Linked DNA regions of Mus musculus: region 2 is linked to region 1. A link is a loop called in an ENCODE intact Hi-C map of the cell type or tissue named here. Cell type or tissue: heart. All regions are shown on one strand. Each heading gives the region's core, and the rest is flanking DNA. Links, peaks and the distances in the headings are about the cores only.

What was found. A loop is a pair of places that touch in the nucleus more often than their neighbours do. Peaks named below come from ENCODE experiments on the same cell type or tissue, not always from the same donor. Only the 100,000 strongest peaks of a DNase experiment are listed, where the experiment ranks them.
Region 2: a loop joins it to region 1, with 4 times the contacts of the local background. A loop is called at or near these places in 2 of 42 quality-filtered maps.

Annotation. Positions count from the first base shown.
Region 1 is chr9:54,495,564-54,505,682 of GRCm38, forward strand. It overlaps Dmxl2 (Dmx-like 2), which reads right to left and starts at 6,063. Exons shown (of 44, transcript NM_172771.2): 1 at 5,788-6,063. The coding sequence starts at 5,874. In heart, for the core only: no CTCF peak of the experiment used is centred there; a DNase peak (open chromatin) is centred at 6,338; H3K4me3 peaks cover 2,907 bases; H3K27ac peaks cover 1,469 bases; H3K27me3 peaks cover 964 bases.
Region 2 is chr9:54,556,258-54,566,376 of GRCm38, forward strand. Cib2 (calcium and integrin binding family member 2) reads right to left here and starts at 3,933. Exons shown (of 6, transcript NM_019686.6): 1 at 3,711-3,933. The coding sequence starts at 3,761. In heart, for the core only: a CTCF peak has its summit at 4,124; a DNase peak (open chromatin) is centred at 4,064; H3K4me3 peaks cover 1,079 bases; H3K27ac peaks cover 847 bases; H3K27me3 peaks cover 1,651 bases.

The DNA.
Region 1 (10,119 bases), core at 3,496-8,495:
ACAGTCCTTAAATTCCAGTACCCAGGAGGCAAAGGCACAGCGATCTCTGTGACTTAAAGGCCAGCCTGATCTACATATCAAGAGCTACATAGTGAAACCCTATCTAAAAAAATTTTTAAAACACCCACTATCTACACAAGGCCTTAGAAGGGACTTAGAATTCATACTTACATACCAAGTGACTCTAAATGTTTGAAATATTACCTCCTATCAACTCAAACAAAAACATACATTGCAAAACCAAGGGGGCCAGTTTCTCTTGGAAGAGAAATCCCTTCTAAATCTTTGACTTGTCTTCCCGCTCACTCTAAGCATAGGTAGTCAACAGATACATGAGGTGCCATACCTATTAATAACCAGCTTGTCAGCATCATTTTTCTATCCATCTCTCTGATACCCTCTGATTAACCTCTCATTTCTCCTGAGTCCTCACAAGAAGTGCCTGGTCAGCTGTGGATAACATATTTAACGCTTCTAGATGTCTAAGTTCTACACTTCTCTGCTTGTCTCCCTTGAGTCAGGGCTATGTCCTTTGGGGTTTTTAATCTCCACAGAGTCTAGCCACCTACATATTCAACAAACATGTGCTAAATGTATAAACAGGTTGACTATTATTCTGTTATTGTTGATTATTATTTCTTGAATAAAGCTCTTACTTCTCTAAATATTAAACTATTAAATTGTCATAATTCTAATACTAAAATGTTACTCTACAGTATAACATTAACTTCTAACTTTTTGTATTTTAATTTATTTTTATATGTATTGGTGTTTTGACTGAGCATGCACATGTCTGTGAACCATATGCATGCCTGGTGCTGGCAGAGGATAGAAGACATCAGGCCCTGTGGGCCTATAGTTATAGACAGTTGTGTATATATATGTATATACACACACAGAGGTGGGGGAGGGAGAGAGCACTGCCATGTAAGGGCTAGAATTGAACCCGGGTCTTCTAAAGGAACAGTCTGCTCTTAACTGGTAAGCAATCCCTCCAGCCCCTACCTTCTAATTTTTAAAGGAACTGGTTTTTATTCAGGCCAACCTTTTAGTGGTATATTAATTAAAATTATTTTTTAATTGCAGACCAAACATGGTGGCACATGTCCGTAATCACAGTACTCCAAAGGCAGAGGTAAGAGAATCAAATTCAGATTTGGTCTAAGCTAGACAGCAAGACCTTATCTCAAAAAAAAAAAAAAAAAAAAACAACAACAAAAGGCTATGAATAACATTGTAAACCGTGTTTTTCAACATTCAGAGAGTACCTGCTACTTAATGAAGCCCTGTGGCTGACAGGAAAAATAATTCCTGCATGAGGAGAACCCACTCACTAATCAGCTTTTGTATTACTCCATCCTTGGCTTTTGCTGCTCCTGCTTTTGGAAAGCTTTAATACCGACCTCCCCAAACCATACAGAGTCTCGTCTATCTGCCTATTTGTACTCGTGTTCGTCGTGTTTAATCTACCAATATATTTTAAATACCCTAAGAAAGGAAATGACTAATTTTGTAAACTTGGATCAAAGTGTTAAACTCATGTGAAGCTGAAATAACATCAACTGCCCTCATATATTTAAAAATATACATAGGACTCTCTCGAGGGACAGATGGTGAATTTGAAAGCTATATTAATAATCATGTATTACCATTATTTTAATAGAAAGACTATGTTTTCAAAAGCAAAATAAACAATGAGAAACCTATGCCTAATTTTAGAAGCCTCAGATCATCCACTCATCTGAAGAGTATTTAAAGGAACAATAAGGCTCAGACACGGTACAGCACCTTTGGACTACCCAGGATCTAACTTTCTTCAGAATAACTATGTCTAAAACTTAGATGTTTTACACGCATACACATACACACACACACACACACACACACACACTCTCTCTCTCTCTCTCTCTCTCTCTCTCTCTCCCTCCCTCCCTCTCTCTCTCTCTCTCTCTCTCTCTCCCTCCCTCCCTCTCTCTCTCTCATACACACACACAAGCAGACTGATTTTAAAAAGGTAATGCTTAAGCTGGACACTGGTGGCGCACGCCTTTAATCCCAGCACTTGGGAGGCAGAGGCAGGCGAATTTATGAGTTCAAGGCCAGCCTGGTCTACAGAGTGAGTTCCAGGTCAGCCAGAGCTACACAGAGAAACCCTGTCTCAAAAAACCAAAAAATAAAAAATAAAAAAGGTGATGCTTTAAAGAATGATATACAAAAATGTCATTTTAAAATAGTCACAGTTGGATGATGAGAGAATAAAAGCTGCTGTCACCTGACAGGCAGGACGAAAATGGAAACCATCCCAGTTAACACATCACCTATGAAGTGACACATCACTGGACACACACACCACAAGCTTCACCATGTCCACACAGCATATGCCGGACCATCATGACATCGCCAAGCAGCCACTCACAGCCGGCCCACCAAGCTCAAGGCATGCAGTGAAATACACAGTGCACTCTTTTTCCATTATTACAATGTCACAAACATTGAAAAACTTACAATTTCATCTTCAATTTTTTCAGTTTATAGATTCCAAGTAAATTATCTATTCTATTTTGAAAAGATCCCAAATACATCAGGCAACACATTAACTAAGAACCACTAGCTAGCTACAAAGCAGACTTTCCTTCTATACCTCCTGCACCTAGAGGAAAACACATACAAACACAAACACACATGTACAAGCACACACAAACAGTACAGAAAGGCTGTTAAGAAGAAAACTTCCAACAAAAACCACCACATGAATTGTCACAAGACTCATTCCAGCCATGCCTGGCAGTCCTTCAGTCACCTGATCCAGAACTGAAGGCTGCTTTATCAAACATAAACTATAAAGTCAACTGACATGCTCTATGTAAAGAGACTTTATTTTCGGCAATTTTGCCTTTACTATATATAGTTTTTGAGGCATTTCTTAGTTGATTCTGGAATGCTTGGAAACAATTTTATCTTTAAGCAAATATGGTTTCATAGTGCCCGGAAGATCATTTCTAGTTCACAGCAAGGTAACTGGAACATGGCTTTCATAATTAAGATACTAAAATGAAACATGTGCAAATAGATTTGTTATTTGAGCTTGCCAAGGGGTCAAAATAAGATTGTCACAGCCAAAGCCGGGCGTGGTGGCGCACGCCTTTAATCCCAACACTTTGGAGGCAGAGGCAGGCGAATTTATGAGTTCGAGGCCAGCCTGGTCTACAGAGTGAGTTCCAGGACAGCCAGGGCTACACAGAGAAACCCTGTCTCGAAAAACCAAAAAAAAAAAAAAAAAGATTGTCACAGTCAGCATTCTAAACCAAATAAAATTTTCAAGATATAGCTGAGAAAATAATAAGCAAGGCTGTCCCAATGGACATGAATATGTAGTCCACAGGATTCGTGAGACAGTTCAGGGATAAAGGGCAAAGGACTTGAAGCCTGTGACCAGCATCCATGCCAGGTGGCTCACAACCCCTTATAACTTCACTCCAGCGGATCTGACCCCTCCAGCCTCTAAGGGCACCTGTACTCACCTGCAAGGACCCACACACTAGCATACACACATACACATAATTTAAAACAAAATAAATATTTTAAGATATGGGCTTTGGTTAGATCACTATGACACAGAGGGATCAATGTGAGGAAAAGAGTCAAAATGAAAGACAGTAAGTAGTAGGATATCTGACAATGATTCTTTATGTGGCTCCCAGGAGAGACTATATATTCCTGGGGAAGGGGCGTGATGGAATAGTGCAAAAACAAAAAAACAAACAAACAAACCCACCCCCCTAGCAGCTATGAGAAGCAATGAATGGCTGGGATGAGTGGAAGGCATCCATCCCATTTGGAAGCTTCCACACTAACACAAGGTGGCGAGTACAGACACTGAAAGGGGTGAATCTGGTAGGCATTACACAATCAGACTCGGTGACAGAATAAATTCAAATGGGAACTATGGCCACAGATGGCCTGTGGCCTGCCCGCACCTGCAAAGCACTGATGGTTCTTACACTGACTGGCCTTTCCAGGCAGAATCTAGTTTAACTCTGTAAACCAGCTCTGCCGGGAGCTAAGAGAAACACTATTTTTTGGTGTTGTTTCGTTTATCTTAAGCATAGATTCATACCTCTACCACCTAAGTACTACAGGTGTGTGTGCCACCACACCCAGCTAGTGCCTCACTTTTAGATGAACCCGGTAAACTACCAGCACCCCACAAGGGGAAATCTCCATAATCGAAAATCCAGATTTATTTCTTGAAGGAAACTCTCTTATGATCCTACGGTAGGTCCTCCTCCTTTCCTGAAAGACACAAAGGTTATGTGTGTGTGTGTGTGTGTGTGTGTGTGTGTGTGTTTTCTCTCTCTATTCTCCAAACAGCCTCCACACACTTAAAGACCAAGCTCCAGCCTATGTTAATATTATTGGGCTGGTATTTTTTTTTAACGATTTTCATTGTGGGGGAGGGGCAACCCTGAATACACAGTAAGCATATGGAGGTCAGAGGGCAACCTGGCATGAGTTTGTCCTCTCCTTCCACCATGTGAGTCATGAGGGGGTTGAATTCAAGTCTCTAGGTTTGGTAGTAAGCACCTTTATCCAGCAAGCCATGTCACAGGGCCCTAGACTGATGTTTTAAGTCACATGTGTAGCAAACTCAGCACCACTGATTAGTGAAAGAATAATATGTCAAACAACCCTATTTTTAAAAGTATTCTTTCAAAACTAGAACAAACCTGAGCTGACTACATCTTAAAATTATTAAGGCCAAGAAGCAACCTTGTTGAGGTTTTTTTTTTTAAATGAATCACAAAACATTAAAAACAGATAAAGTGTTCCAGAATGCAGTGCTACATAATGATTCTGCAGTTTTGCTGTAATTTTTCCTGCAGTTTTACAAACATGCTGCTGTAGACATCAAATCAAATGGTTCCCGTTGTCTAAAAAGCATATTACTAAGCAATATCCAATTTAATTAAGCATAATGATTATCAATATGTACTTAATAGAGGTCTCACTAATACAATTCCTTCTAAGAAGGACCATGTATATACTTAATATAAAAAACATTATTAATCCGTGTGAATCTTACAAAATAATCTCTGGGAGAGCTTGATTTTATCAGCCTTTTCTCAAAAAAGGATTGATGAATCCCACCCATCTGGCTGAGAAACTGACTATGTCGTGTAGGGAGGTGCTGGTTTCCAAAACGCTATGTTTACATACATTTTTATCACACGCCCAAGGAAAGTCTTAAAATGTAACACTGCTTCAGGCTTTAAAAAAATTAAAAAAAAAAAAACTAGCTTGCAAAGATTAAGTTAATACCTGAAAGGATTACCGAAACGGAACCCTGAGCTAGATAAGACAGGCCACTCATGAAAAGGTGACTTCCATTCTAACTCTTTCAGGGAGAGAGCGGATTTTTCTATTCCCGTATGCTAAAATTCTACCTAGGGAGATACAGAGGGCGCGTTTAAAGCCGCAGGCAGCTCGGGAGGCCAGGGAGCAGCACCGCCTCCATACCCTGAGACCAAGACCGTTCGCTGCCAGCCAGGAGCAGGTGGAAGCCGCCCCGGGCTTCGGCCGCTGCCAACACCTCCCTCCCGGCACCGCAGACCCCGGGGCTGCCCCGAACCTTCCATCCCCGCCACCCGCGCACTCACCGGGCGGGCGGGCGGGCGGACGAGGGCGGTGATTCCTCATCCTTCCCCTACCCCCGCCCAAGCCCAGAGCCCAGGGGGCGTGGGTGGGCTCGTCGCTCACGGCCCTACGGGAGGCCCCAGCTCTGCTCACCGTGAAGGGGACGTCCCCGACGCTGCCCACCGAATAGCAGTTGTCCCCAGGGTTGACAGCCCCGGTGAGGACCTGATGCAGATGCATCTCGGGATTCCGGCTGGAATGAGCTCTGCGCCAGAGGAGGACGAGTCCCGCGCCCGGCCGCAGCCGCTCTTCCTGTGCGTCCTCGGGACTCAGCGCCCCGCTCGCCTGTCGTCTGCCGGCCGCCGCCCGGCCATGAGAGGCTCCGGCCGCCGCAGCCCGACCGCCGCTCGGCTGCGGAAATGCCCGGATGCTCCCACGGCCTGCCGCACCGGCGCACAGTGCGGGCGCAGGGCCGCGGCGCGTGCGAGGCGGGGGCGGCGCCGGAGAGCGCGCAAGCGGGGCGCGTGCGAGGCCGTCACGCCGCGCGCCAGGGAGAGGCCGGCGCGCGCCCGGCGCGGGGACGCGGCGCGCAGGCAAAAGAACGCGCTCACACGGGAAGCCACGCTCTCGGCGCCGCGCGTGCGCGTGCGCGCGCCACCGTCTCCAGGACAACTGCGCGCGCCGCGACGCGCGGACCCTCTGTGCCGGTTGCGCGCGCAGACCTGCGGGAGTTCCCTGGGAGCCCGGGGCCCAGACCTCCAGGGGCGGGGCCAGGGGGCCGGCCTGTTTTGCTAAGTGTTTAAGCGTCTCTCGAGGACAGCGCGTGCTGGTCAGTACCGCTGACCTCAGGGGAAGGACACTACCATCACTGGGCAATCCCATGATCTTAAGGTCCTTCTGTCTACTTTAAAGTATGCAGCATCTTACAGCCTTTAAGGGATGCTGAACTCCCCCGACAGCAAATTGTTGTGCTCACACTTTTTCTCACACGTCCCCCTAGAGACCGGTGATCCCTCTATCTAAAAGTGTTTTTCCCCCAGGGTATGATGTCATGAAGTCGCAGAATCGCCTGCTTTTCCAGGCTGTCTGCTAATTTGAAATCAGATCCCTGCCCCCACTACACACACACACACACACACACACACACACACACACACACACACCGGGTCAATTCTTTGCGATTTTTAGCTCAGGTTGTAGAAAAGAAACCGCGGCACGGAACAAAGGTTAACGAGGAAAATTTAAGACCAAACACGCACAAGGCTTACAAAAGATACAAAAATCGATGAGGTTACAATATGTTAACTAGGGGGCTGGAAGGATCTCTCTGAGGACATAGAGTAATGAGTCCCTGGATTCAATTTTGACAGGCTAGGAGCAACTAGGAATAAAGCATTATAATAAAGAAATTAGGAGAGCTAGAAAGTAAAATGTACGGGGGAGACACTAAGTTCAATGCTTGAGGCAGGTATATCAGTTAGGGGAAAGATATGATAGTTAACAAGAAATACACGCACCCAGGGGGGCTCTATGTCCAGGGCTTTCGAGACACTGAATCCACTGAGAAGCCCAGATTTTGTTCTGCCTGTCCTAAAGGCTATCTGCTACTTCTCAGCTGAAATGTATAATCAGGTGAATGTGCCGAGGGTGGAGAATGGAGGCAGATTCCGCATGTTTACTGTTCCGGGAAAGCAGCATCAGTAATCAACTAATTCCCAGCGACCTAAGGCATATCCCTTTTCATCTATAGTGGCATAAACCCCCAGGCTAAGATCTCGGGGAGGGGGGGAGTCACTCCCCACCTCCACCCATCCATTTCTCTTCACAATCCATGCACCTCACCGGCTCCCCAGCCCTCTACCTGTGGCTCCGCCTTCACGGCTTCTCGCTTAACTACCCTAGTTGCCGCCCATGTGCTGTCTTCAGTACATTCTCTCTCCAATCCATCCAGAGAAACAGTCTCTGTTTGGTTTAGGGCGTACTGGGAAGCGAAGCCAGGACCTGGCCCCAGCTAGGTAAGCCCTCTGTCACTGAGCTACGCCATCAGCCCCGGAGAAACCATTTTAATCTGTAGTTGCTCCCTTTCCCTAGAAGTTAAAAGTCCACATTCCTCAACTTGTTTGACAATCCATTCAATCTAGTTTTGCCTAATCTCCCTGTTTTAGCTCAGGCTGTTCTATTACCCACTAGTTTCCAGCCCCCCTGAATCAATGCCGTTCTTCAGAGCATTCTAGGGTTTTTTTTGTTCTTCCCTGACTTGACTCATGTTCTTTGTACTCTCTGTAATGCCTTCCTCCCCTTGCTGATCTGAGACACCATGACTATCTCCAAATACCTTATGGCTTCCTCCTTTGTGACACTCATAACCCACCCCCAATAATATGTTTGTCTATGCTGTGTGTTTGTTTACTAGATTCCATAGACATTTCAAGTTAAGGTCAGTATTTAATTTTCCCTAGTACTAGGATTGTAGAACTTTATTGACATATAAGAGTAAAAGCTAAATAACAGCATCCAGCCAGGCATGGTAGCACATACCTATAATTCCCAGAATTACAGAGCCTGAGGCAGTAGCAATACTTTAAATTCAAGGCCAACCTAGAATACATACCCAGATCCTGTCTCAAAAAACCAAATCCTCATACTAAATTTGTTGTCATTTCTATCTCTTTTGTAAATCTCATTTTATTTTTTTTAAAGATTTATTTATTTACTATATGTAATGACACTGTAGATGTTTTCTTCAGACATTTTTTCTTCTCGCTCTGGCCCAGCCCCTCTTACTCACTGTAGCTGTCTTCAGACACCCCAGAAGAGGGCATCAGATCTCATTATGGAAGGTTGTAAGCCACCATGTGGTTGCTGGGATTTGAGCTCATGACCTTCGGAAAAGCAGTTGGTGCTCTTAACTGCTGAGCCATCTCTCCAGCCCCATTTCTATCTTTTTATTTCTATCTTTTGACGCTACATGCAATTTACTGAATTCTGGGAAATCATTGATTCTGTATATTTAGTGATAAACAGCTGGCCATGAATAAAAAATAGAAAGCTATGTGACTAAAAAGAAACACATTAAAGATATAACAGAGAGCAAAACAAAAGTTATCATGACCAATGAAGTTCCATGTTGTGCATAAATAAACATGAAAATAAATACTAGAGATGTTCCTTTGTCATATTAGCTTCTATTGCACACGCAGGCATAGCATATATCTGTAAAAACTGTATAAAGTGGCCAAATACAATTAATTAATATAAATTTCTGTATAAGAAAGTTTAATTCCTGTAGAAAAAGATTTCCTGCCAGGCAATGATGATTCATGCCTTTAATACTAGAACCTGGGAGACAAAAGCAGGTGGATCTCTGTGATTTTGAAGCCAGCCTAGTCTACAGAGCAAGTTACAGGACAGACAGGGCTACACAGAGGAACCCTGTCTTGGGAAGAAACAAATCAGTAGAAACTAGAAAAAAAAAAAAGCAGAATAAAACTTAGAAGCAATTCTAACACTATATTCATAAGCAGAAGCCAAATGCTTTGTTAAATGTCAAATAACAGAAGAAAAATGGAAAGTGTGTTACAGAGCTAGTTTTAGGGAGAACAAACAGTTAGCAAGAAGGAAACAATGTCAGAAAGAGTTCAAGCTAGGTGTGTCTGCTCACTCCTGCAATCCAGCACTCAAGAAGCTGGGCCAACGGATCACCTTGTGAGATCCTATCTCTATCTAATCAGCGACCAACCTCAACCTCCACACTCACAACCGAAAGAAACCGCATTTTAAAGCCTGGAAGCCTGAAACCCATGCTTCAGGGCTAGCTCAGCCAGTAAAGAGCTTGACTCAAACGCAGGAGGATTTGAGTTCAATCCCTAGAGTGCAGTTTAAAAAGGAAGGGGGACAAAAGCAGGTGTAGTGGTACATGCTTGTAATCCCAGCACTGGGGAAGACTCAGAGCTGGGCAGATCCCTGGAACTCACCGTCCAGCCAGGGAGAGAGCATGTGAGGAAAAACAAAAAACAGAACACACAAGATAGCAAGCTCCTAAAGAAAGACATCCAAGGTGGACTTGTGGATAGACAGGCAGACACAGACACAAGCACCCATTGTTAATACTAGATACTGGATGAACTTTCACTGCATTCGGAAACTGAGACAACCCCACTATCAGTCAAATCATCCCAAGACCGACTAAAGTGCTACTGATTTCTCATCACTTAAGTATTTCACAGCCAGGCAGGTCTTGCTTGGTGGCACTCCATGATGTGCGGATCCATTCACAGGACTCTGAAGCGGAATCCAAAGCTGGCTTCCACCTTCCCCTTCCTTCCTCTGGAGTCCTTAAATGACTGTCTCGGGGTTGCAGATGGCAAGATAAGTCTCCCCGATCATAACCAAGCCTCACACTGGCCGCCTGCAAACTCACTCTCAGCTAATAGCTTCTTTGATAGTCCGCCATTTCATTTCTTCTTTATCCATCTGCTCTTCTGC
Region 2 (10,119 bases), core at 1,886-6,885, 59 kb after region 1:
ACTCTGGATAGGAAGTTGTATTTTTAAAAGCACCACCGCCCCCCCACCCCCCCCCCCACACACACACATTGTGTGCCAATTCCTACTAGCAAGAGAACATCTCCAGGGCAGCGCCACCTGAGGAGCAGTTTAAAATACCTGGACTTTGCCACCCCTCAGACCAATGAAATGTGACATCCCTGTGTCCTCCAGGCATCAGTGGTCTTTAGAGGCACTCAACCCTTCTAAACAGGCCTGTAATCCCAACTACTTAGAAATCTAAGGAGGGAGGGTCACAAGTTCAAGACCTGCCTCAACTACTGAGTGAGATACTGTCTAAAAATGTTATGAGTGAACAGAAAACTAGGCATGGAGATAAGCATCAATGGTAATAGAGTGCCTAGCATATAGAAAGCTTTAGGTTCAATCCCCCAGGGTTCCGACTTCACCCCATCACTCAGGGATTCTAAAACACAGCCCAGGCTGAGAACCACCTCACAGCCAGTACACAATTACTATGCACCCTGCACGAGGGACTCTAAATTGCCAATTTCATTTCATCTTTGGCACCACCCTGGTGTTATTTCCCTGTCTTACAGAAGTGATAATTGTGTTGGGGGGGGCAAGACTGGAAGAATTGGGGTCAGGATTATGGAAGCACCAAACAGGCCAGGCTGGGATCTTCTAGTTACTAGTAAAAGCCTGGAGGTGATTTCCAAAATTTAATTCTGCCTCCAACGTATGTGCCACCAATTCCCCCTCCTCTCCAGCCCTTCCAATCCCTTCCCTCCCATCTCAACTCAAGAGCTCTGTCTGGCCTCTGCTTCTTATCTACTTGGCCTGCCTATAGCAGTGGTCAACTATCTGTGTTGTGTAAAGGAGATGGGACTCCTCTCTGGCTCTGCCAACCCAGCCTGGGAATGGCCTTACCAATCACTGAATGGCTGGAGGTCAGGCTCCAGAATGGCCTGAGTCGATCCCCATGACAGCCTTATGACATAAGCCTAGCTGGATTTGAAAGAATTCCCACCACAGAAGTGGAACCTGGGCCCGGAACAGAGCCTCAACTTGTTAACTCCCATAGTGTCAACTGCCCAACTACAACTTGAACCCAGGACTTCAGAATCCCTATATGGAGTTCTTTGCCCTCCTTGAACTGTATGATAGACATGTCTTCCTCCCTCCCTCCCTCCCTCCCTCCCTCCCTTCCTTCCTTCCTTCCTTCCTTCCTTCCTTCCTTCCTCCCTCCCTCCCTCCCTCCCTCCCTCCCTCCCTCCCTCCCTCCCTCCCTTCCTTCCTTCCTTCCTTCCTTCCTTTTTCCTCACAAGCCTCTTCTGTGCTTAGAAAACACTTCACAGAAAGAGAGGAGCACAGACAGCAGCATTGACGGGTAGGAACCATTCAGTGGCCAGAGGAAAGCCTGGAGAGGGATAGGTGTCATGGGCCCACTGTGTACTCCCACGGTGAGGTCAAGGAGAAGCTGAGACAACAGCACCAGCTTGACTGGAAGCCCTGCAGGGTGCCTGGGGCTTGAAGTGAGAAATGAAACTGGGGGCTGGAGAGATGGCTCAATGGTTAAGAGCAGTTGTTGCCCTAACACAACATCTGGGTTCAATTCCTAATACCCAGAATGGTTTACAACCATCTAACTCAAGTCCCAGGACCCAATGCCCTCTTCTGGCCTCCATGGGCAACAGTCACACACAGGGTCACATGCATACATGAAAATACTCATGCATAAAATGAATAAATCTAATTTGAAAGAAAGAGAGAGAGAGACAGAGAGAGAGAGAGAGAGAGAGAGAGAGAGAGAGGAAGGAAGGAAGGAAGGAAGGAAGGAAGGAAGGAAGGAAGGAAGGAAGGAAGGAAGGAAATTGGAGACCAGCTGAACCCAGGCCAGGCTAGGATGAGCCCTGTTCTGCTTCCCAAGATACCAGAATGACCTGGAGAGAAGGCGTCTGTACCTGTGTTAGAAAACTCCCTGCTAGAGCGGGCACAGTGTTTATGTCTGTTCACTTGTTCAGGCCTGATGGATGGCTTCTTAGGGCTTCCTATAGGGGCCTGGCTAGTACACAGACATCCCAACTCTAGTGAGGCATATGCTGTCTCTTGATAGAAGGATGAAGGAAGGAGGGAAGAGGAAGTGGGGGATGGAAGGAGAGAATGAAGAGAAGAGGGACAAAAGAGAAGACCACAGGACCAGGAAGCTCCAGTTAGACCTCTGTCCCCAGGAGGCTTTGGAGGGCTGGCCAGGGTCACAGTCTTGAGATGGATGAGGGGATCTCAAGGTGAGATGCAAAGAAGGCTGAGTCATATGTGGGGCTAGTTCTTAACTGAAGGCATGGGCTGAAGCATAGCATTGGGATGGCGGACGGGGGGGGGGGGGGGCAGCGAGCCCTGCGTAGGCACGTGAGAGGATGAGAGAGGAGTGTGCCATGCACATACGTGGCCAGGGCGGTAGCCGAAACTTTGGGCATCTTGCAGGGGCATCTGGCGAGCAGGAAACCGGGCATCTGGCCTCAGGGAGGGAAGACCACCAGACTGCGAAGTTCCAGGAAGCCCAGAGTTACTTGGAAAAGGGAATGTAACCCTGGGGCCCCCATGCGGCCCGGGTTGGGCATGCTAGAGAGCCAGAGGAAAGGAGATGTGGGGCTCTCGTGTTTCATGGCTCTCCTTCCCCTGGCAGGGTCTAGCTGGGCCCTGGCAAAGGATCAGAACTCAACACTGGACTGGGTCTGACCCAATGCCGGGCTGGTCCTAATGGGGATGCAGGCTCCCCACTCTCCCCAGACCACTCTTCTCTCCTGGGTTTGGGCTATTTTGCCTGCATCTACCTCCACTTAAAACGCCTCCTTCCAGAACTTTCTGGCAGAAAAAAAAATCCTGACTTCCCAAGTCCTCATGCAAGCTCTGCACTCTTTCTGAACCTTCTAGTCAAACCAAGAGCTATTGACCTCCCCTGTCCACTAGAGCTCTTCTCAATACATATCCTATCACTTGGGTCACACTGGAGGTAACCGCTCCACGCTAACTGAATATTCACAAAAGTTGCACACATCTAAGATAGGAATACATATGACATAACACTCCTAACCTATTAGGCGATAAAAAGAAGACTCCACAGCTGTTGTTCCCTGAAAGTCCGGAGACATTACATGGTGAGCTAAAGCAACTGAGCAAGACTCTGGGCCAGCCCGGAGATAAGGTTCCCTCGCATACCTACAGAAAAGTTTTCACATGGCTGGGGGCTGTGAGATCATTGATATGGACAGCTAGCTCTGAACTTGGAAGAATCCGGGGTGAAAGGGCTACTAGGATCACAAAATAGGTTAAGAGATGTGGGTACGTAGTTATATAAACAACACACCCCAACCTGTAACCTGCATTTGGGGCCTCTTGTCCTCCCCCTACACCAAGCCCTTTCTGGGATGAGGGTCATGCCCAGTGGGCTGGAAGAAATGACTGGGGTCTAGCTTGGGAGGGCAGAAAGAAGGTCAATAAGGAAGAGAAGACGGGGTGGGTGAGGCGCATCTGACAGAATACTCTAACTGGAATGTTCTAACATTCCCGGGCCTGGGAAACTGAGGCTCGTCAAGGGGAAGTCATCCACCTAAGGCGACGCTGCGCGCTGAAGGTAGCGGCAGGGTTTGAACCTCTGTGAGTCCGCTTTTGCGAGGCCTGGGAAAAGGACAAAAAGGAGGACTACAGGGGCCGCGGCGCGCCGGCTTCACCTGGTAGTTGTCCAGCTGCTCTTCAGTGAAGATGGTCTGCTTGTTCCCCATGGTGACCGCGATGGTATGGGTGGCCGCGGCGTCGTCTCTCGCCCTTTCGAGTGCTGCTTCCCATCGGCGGCGTCTGGAGCCCCGAGCCCGGTGCCCGCGGCCCTTGCCAGCCCGGGAGCGGGCAGCGTCGCCAGCCTAGCCTGGCCCGCTCCGCTGGGTCCCGCAGTTCAGTGGGAGGGGTGCAGGGGCTGGGAGGCAAAGGCGGGGCCGGGGGCGGGGCGGGCCTAGGCGGGGGCGGGGGCCGGATTGGGGCGGAGGCGCAGCCTGGTGGAAGGAGGCGGGGCCCGAGAGGTGACTTCTCCCTGGAGACAGAGGCCTGCTCAGTCTATGCTGCTGCAGCACACTGAGGTGGCCAAGCGGTGGCCTCATAGGGCCGCCTGACTACTGGACACTGAGTGCGCCTCCCGTTCCAACCAGCACACTGACTGGCACCCCGGGTCGGTCCTGGCGATTGTGAGCCTGAAAATCCCATGGATTAGTGTGGTAGAACAGGCACAATCCTCCGGCCTCTGATCCTAGACTGAGAATAGGTGTGTTGTTGAGCTTGCGGGATTACCCAAGTCAGGTCCATCCTCAAAAAGCCGACATACACGCAGTCAAACACTCAAATCATAAAATAACTTTTTAAAAAAGGAAACAGACGAAGCAAACTCTACCTCAGCAGAGGAATGGGCTCTGGTAACAATAGGTTACACTACTCAGTTGGTTCAAGACCTTAAGGAAAGTAACTAGATCACTCCCTACATCCACTCTGCTAAGTGAGGCCTTCACGAAATTTAATAATGCAGGCAGGGTAGAGGAGGTTAACCAATACCCTCCTAAACGATTGGCTATCTTCAGCCGCCCCATCAAGGTGACCGCTAGGAAAAGCCCTCCAGACACACGGAAGTTCAGGAGTCCTGGCAACTCTGGGACCTATCAGTGGCCCACAAGGAAGGCTACTAGCAATGGAGTTGTCCTTACTGTCTATTCTTGGGACAGCTGGGCTGCATGAAACCTGAGTCAAAGGCTCCTGGTGGCTCCGCTGGGAGGCAAGTCCATCATGGGCTGCCAAAACTGAGATTAGCTACATGAGTATGGTCTCCTGTAATCCCAGCCCTCGAGACAGAGGCAGGAAGATCAGAAGTTCAGGGTTATCCTTAGCTGATTCAGGCCAACTTGTAGTACATGAGACTATATCTCAGAAAACAGAATATAGTAACTAAAAGCAATTTAGCTGAGAAATAGTGTAGTGGCAGAGAGCTAGCCTAACATTCATGAGGCCCTGGGTTCAGTCCCTAGCACCACCAAAAAAAAAAACAAACAAAAGCGACATACCAGTATTGTCCAGTTTTGCCTGGCTTACATCACTTTGGGGCCGTGTTGTTCTACTCTTTTTTTTTTTTTTTTTTTTTTAATGAGTACACCATTGCTCTCTTCAGACACACCAGAAGAGGGCATCAGATCCCATTACAGATGGTTGTGAGACACCATGTGGTTTCTAGGAATTGAACTCAGAACCTCTGGAAGAGTAGTCAGTGCTCTTAACTGCTGAGCCATCACTCCAGCCCTCTTTTTTTTTTAAGATTTATTTATTAATTTATTTTATGTATATGAGTACACTGTAGCTGTACAGATGGTTGTGAGCCTTTATGTGGTTGTTGGGAATTGAATTTAGGACCTCTGCTGCTCAGGTTGGCCCTGCTAGCTCAGTCTCTGCTCAATCTGGCCCAAAGATTTATTTATTATTATAAATAAGTGCACTGTTGCTGTCATTAGACACACCAGAAGAAGGCATCAGATCCCATTACAGATGGCTGTGAGCCACCATGTGGTTGCTGGGAATTGAACTCAGAACCTCTGGAAAAGCAGTCAGTGCTTTTAACCACTGAGCCATCTCACCAGGCCTTTTTTTTTTTCTAAGATTTATTTTTATGTATGTTACATCTATATGCCTGCCATGTGTAGGTGAAAGCCAGTGGAGACCAGAAAAGGATGTTACAGTCTCTAGAGCTGGAGTTACAGACTGCTATAAGCTGGCAGATATGTCAGATCTTCTGAAAGAGCAGTAAATGCTCTTAACAGCTGAGCCATCTCACTCTCCAGCCCTGAGTGCTGTTACTTCTTCAACAAAACCTTTACTTCTTTTTAAAATTATTATTATTTTTAAATTATATATAATTATATATGTGTATATATGTTTACATACATCATATGTGTGTGTGTAGGTGTGTGTGTGTGTAGGTGTGTGTGTATGTGCACATAAGTACAGTGCCTGGGGCGGTCAGAAGAGGCCACCAAATCCACTGGAGATAGAGTGACAGGTAGTTTTGAAGGCCTGCTATGGGAGCTGGAACTGAACTTGGGTCCTCTGGAAGCCATCTCTCCAGCCTCACACCTTTTTCTTGTAATTAAAGCTTGACTGAGAAGATATATGATATGCAGTCTAGTTTTTGTTGCTATAATCATTGAAACAAGATTCTACATAACAGGTTTTTTACTTGTTTGTTTGGTGGTGGTTGTTCTAGGCATTTTGTTTGTTTTTCTGAGAAAGAGCTTTGCCATGTAGATCGGGCTAGCTTTGAGTTCACAACCCTCCTACCTCAGCCTGTTGTTTCTGAGCAGGTAGTACAACTGGTAAAGAGAGATGAATACATATACATACATGCATACATACACACACACACACACACACACACACACACACACACACACACACAGAGCTAAAAGGTCCCTTTAAATCTTGTTTAAAGTCTATTAGGAGCTTCATCTGAGCTTTTTGAGGATTTCTTCCTACTTTAGTTTGGTGCCAAACACCTAACTGAGAAGTATAGCTGAAGAGTGTAGTGATCAGTACTATATATTCTAAATACCAATATAGTATATGTTGGCTATATATATACACATACATATACATATATTTCTTGCATTCTCCTCTTCAACTGTAATGGCACTTCTACTCTTGGGAACAAGTAGGGGCTCATCTTACTTAATGCTTCAGGTGCCTTGATGGAAGATGTGCACAGTCTATTGACAGATGGACATTCAGAAAACACAGCTTGCAAAATCCCTCAAGTCCCAGGAACGGACAAGGAGACATTATCATGGTGTTCACTTGGAATTTCCCCTTCCCTTTTGCTCTCTGCCATCCTCCTTGGTGAAGAGGATTGTGTGGATCCTAGTCACCCACCAGAAGGTGCTTCTGCCCCTCACTTTAGATCCTGCCTGTTGTGTTTTATAAAAAAAGAAAAGAAAGAGAGGAAGGTGTATGTTTGGTGGAGGAGCGGTATGGTGTCGGGGGAGGGGATATCTCTGCAGGCCCATGCTGAGGCATCCCTTCCCCGTGAGATACCAGCCACAGGTATGGTATAGAATAGAGTTTATTCAAGGCATGGGGAGGGAAATTGAGGGGGTAGTAGAGACAGAGAAAGGCAGACATACAGAGAGAGAGAGAGAGAGAGAGAGAGAGAGAGAGAGAGAGAGGAGTAGAAGCTGAGCGTGAGCACTAGGAGAGGGGGGAGAGGGTAAGGGAGCAAGAGAAGAGGAGCAAGAGAAGAGAGTGAGGAGGGGCAAGTAGCTCCTTTTATAGTGAGTCAGGCACACCTGCCTGTTGGCCAGGTAACTGTGGGGTAGAACCTAGAAGGAATGCTAACACTGCCTACCCCTGTCCATTTCTCATCCCCAAATCTCTATCTGTATGCCATTCAGCAGGAAGCTGAAGATAAGGCATACTACCCTGCAGCCTGTGGGAATAGACTAAAGGCTTGATGACTGGGAACGTAGCCATGTGGTGGAAACCATATTTCTACTATAAAAATGTAAAAGCATAGGAAAAAAACACACAAACAAACAAACAAACAAAAAACACACACACAAAAAAAAAACCTTATTAGTGGGACTTGGGATGGGATTGTGGTGAGGCCAGGACTTCGGTTTCTCTGTGTCCTCCCAGTCATCCCTCTAACCTTTACTTGTGCCCATCCTCTCCAGGTGTCACTCCAGCCATTTTATGTGGTTTTCTCTGCATTGTTCCTTTCCTCTCCTGGTGTCGCTGTGGATAGGCTTGTTTTGTAAGACTTCAGCCAGTGATGTGGCTCAGTAGATAAAAGTTCTTGCCACAAGCATGACAATCTGAGTTTGAACGCCACATAATCGAGATGGAAGGAGAGCATGAATCCCCAAAAGTTGTCATCTGACCTCCACACATGACACATACATAGTAATAACAAGCAAAAAATTTTTAAAAAGAGGGCCAGCAATGTAACTTAGTGGGTAAAGGTGCTAAGCTTTGAGTTTGATCCCCAGGACACAAGTGGTGGGAGGACACCAACTTGAAAGTTATTTTTTGACCTCTACATGTGTCATGGCACACATAGACACACACATAAGTAAATAATAAATAAATTATTTATTAAATAATAAAAACTACTAATAAAATTAAACACAAATAATGTAAGAGTTGATAATGTTTAAAAATAAATAAATAAGAAAATAAAATGTAGTCAGGTACATGGTTTCCATGTCTGTATTTCAGATCTCAGAAGCTGAGGCAGGAGGATTGAGCTCAAGGTCAGCCTAGGTGACATAATGAGATCTTGTCTCAAAACAAGTAAGAGAGACAAGTAAGTGGAACACGCTTGTAATGTCTTGCTCAGAAAATAGAAGCTGCACTAGATTGCTGCAAAGCCCACTGTGAGCCTGATTTCAATAACAAAACTCTGTATCATAAAACCAAACCAGGGCCGGGGAGAGAGCGCAGCAGTTAAATTGTGCACCCAAGCCTGACTGACTGACCTGGAATCCACATGGGAGAAAAAGAGAAGCCACTCTGCAAAGTTACTCTGAGCTCAGCACACTCATCTTGGTGCACATGCCCCATCCCACTCTCTACGCTCACGAGTGGTCGTATGCACAAAATAATGTGTTCTTTTATAAAGGTGTTAGAAGAGAAAAGAAAAAGATAACTGTGAAACAGAGGAAGAGAAGGAGGAGAAGGAGGAGGAGGAGGAGGAGGAGGAGGCTCTTAAGGGGAAAACCCTTCCCTGCTTGGGGACTTCATACCCTTGTCTCGCTGGAACTCATAGCTCAGAAAAGCCCCTCACGCTCCCTGAGCATCGAAGACAGAACTCAATATAAGAAGAACCTTCCTGATCTGGGAAGCTTGAATCTCATTTAGAAGGGAGAGTAAAATAGTCATAAGAGGCAGATGGAGAGAGGGAGCTGGGAGAGGGATAGGGAGGGAAATGGGGGTTTCAGGATCAGGTGTAGGGAAGGGCAGAAGAGACACCTAGAGGGCCAAGAAAATGAATGGAAATCTGCAACTGATGGTGTGTGTGTGTGTGTGTGTGTGTGTGTGTGTGCGCGCGCGCGCGCGCGCAAGCGCGAAGAAGTGTGATTTGGGGGCATCTCAAGGATGAGGCAGAGACCTGGGACAAGGAAGGTACCCAAGAATCAACCTTAGTTGTGACTCACTACATTGGAGAGATGGAACCTAAAGAGAAAACCTCCTGTAGCCAGGCAGGAACCCCAGTGGAGGGATAGAGACACTAACCCACCCATAAAACTTTCAGCCCCAAATTTATGCTGTCTACTAGAAAAGCAGGCACAGCAGAGGGGATAGAGCAGAGACTAATTGAATAGCCAACCAATAACCAGTCCAACCTGACCCATTCCTTGGGCAAGCAGCAATCCCTGACACTATTAATAATATTCTGTCGTGGTTGCTAACAGGAGATGTTGTCTTCTCTGAGGCTCCACCCAGCAGCTGACTCAGACAGATACATACACCCACAGCCAAGGATGGAGCTTGGGAACTCTAATGAAAGAATAGGAAGAAGGATTAAGGGGCCCTGAGGGGGAAAGGAACTCCACAGGAAGATACACAGAGTCAGGTAACCTGGACCCTTGGGGCTCTCAGAGTCTGAACCACCAACCAAAGAACATATACTGGCTAGACCTAGGCCTCCCTGCACATATGTAGCAGATGTGCAGCTTGGTCTTCATGTAGGTCAACTGGAATGGGGGCTATCCCAAAAGCTGTTGTGTGTACATAGGATATGTTTTTCTAGCTGGGCTGCCTTGTGTGGCCTCAGTAGGAGAGAAAATGCCTCACAGAGACTTGAAGTCCCATGGGGAAGAGGAGAGGCAGATACCTAAAAGGGTTACCCACTCAGAGGAGAAGGGGAGAAGGAGATGGGGGAAGATTGTTGGAGGGGGTGACTAGGAGGGGAGGCAGTGAGTAGGATGTGAAGTGAATAAGTAAAAAATAAAATTAATTTTAAAAAGGGGGGGGCTTCAAGGCGTGCCTTGTTTCTTAGGGTCTTATTTCTAAATCACAAAGGAAGTTGTACCCCAGGGTTTCTCATCTGGATGCTGAGGT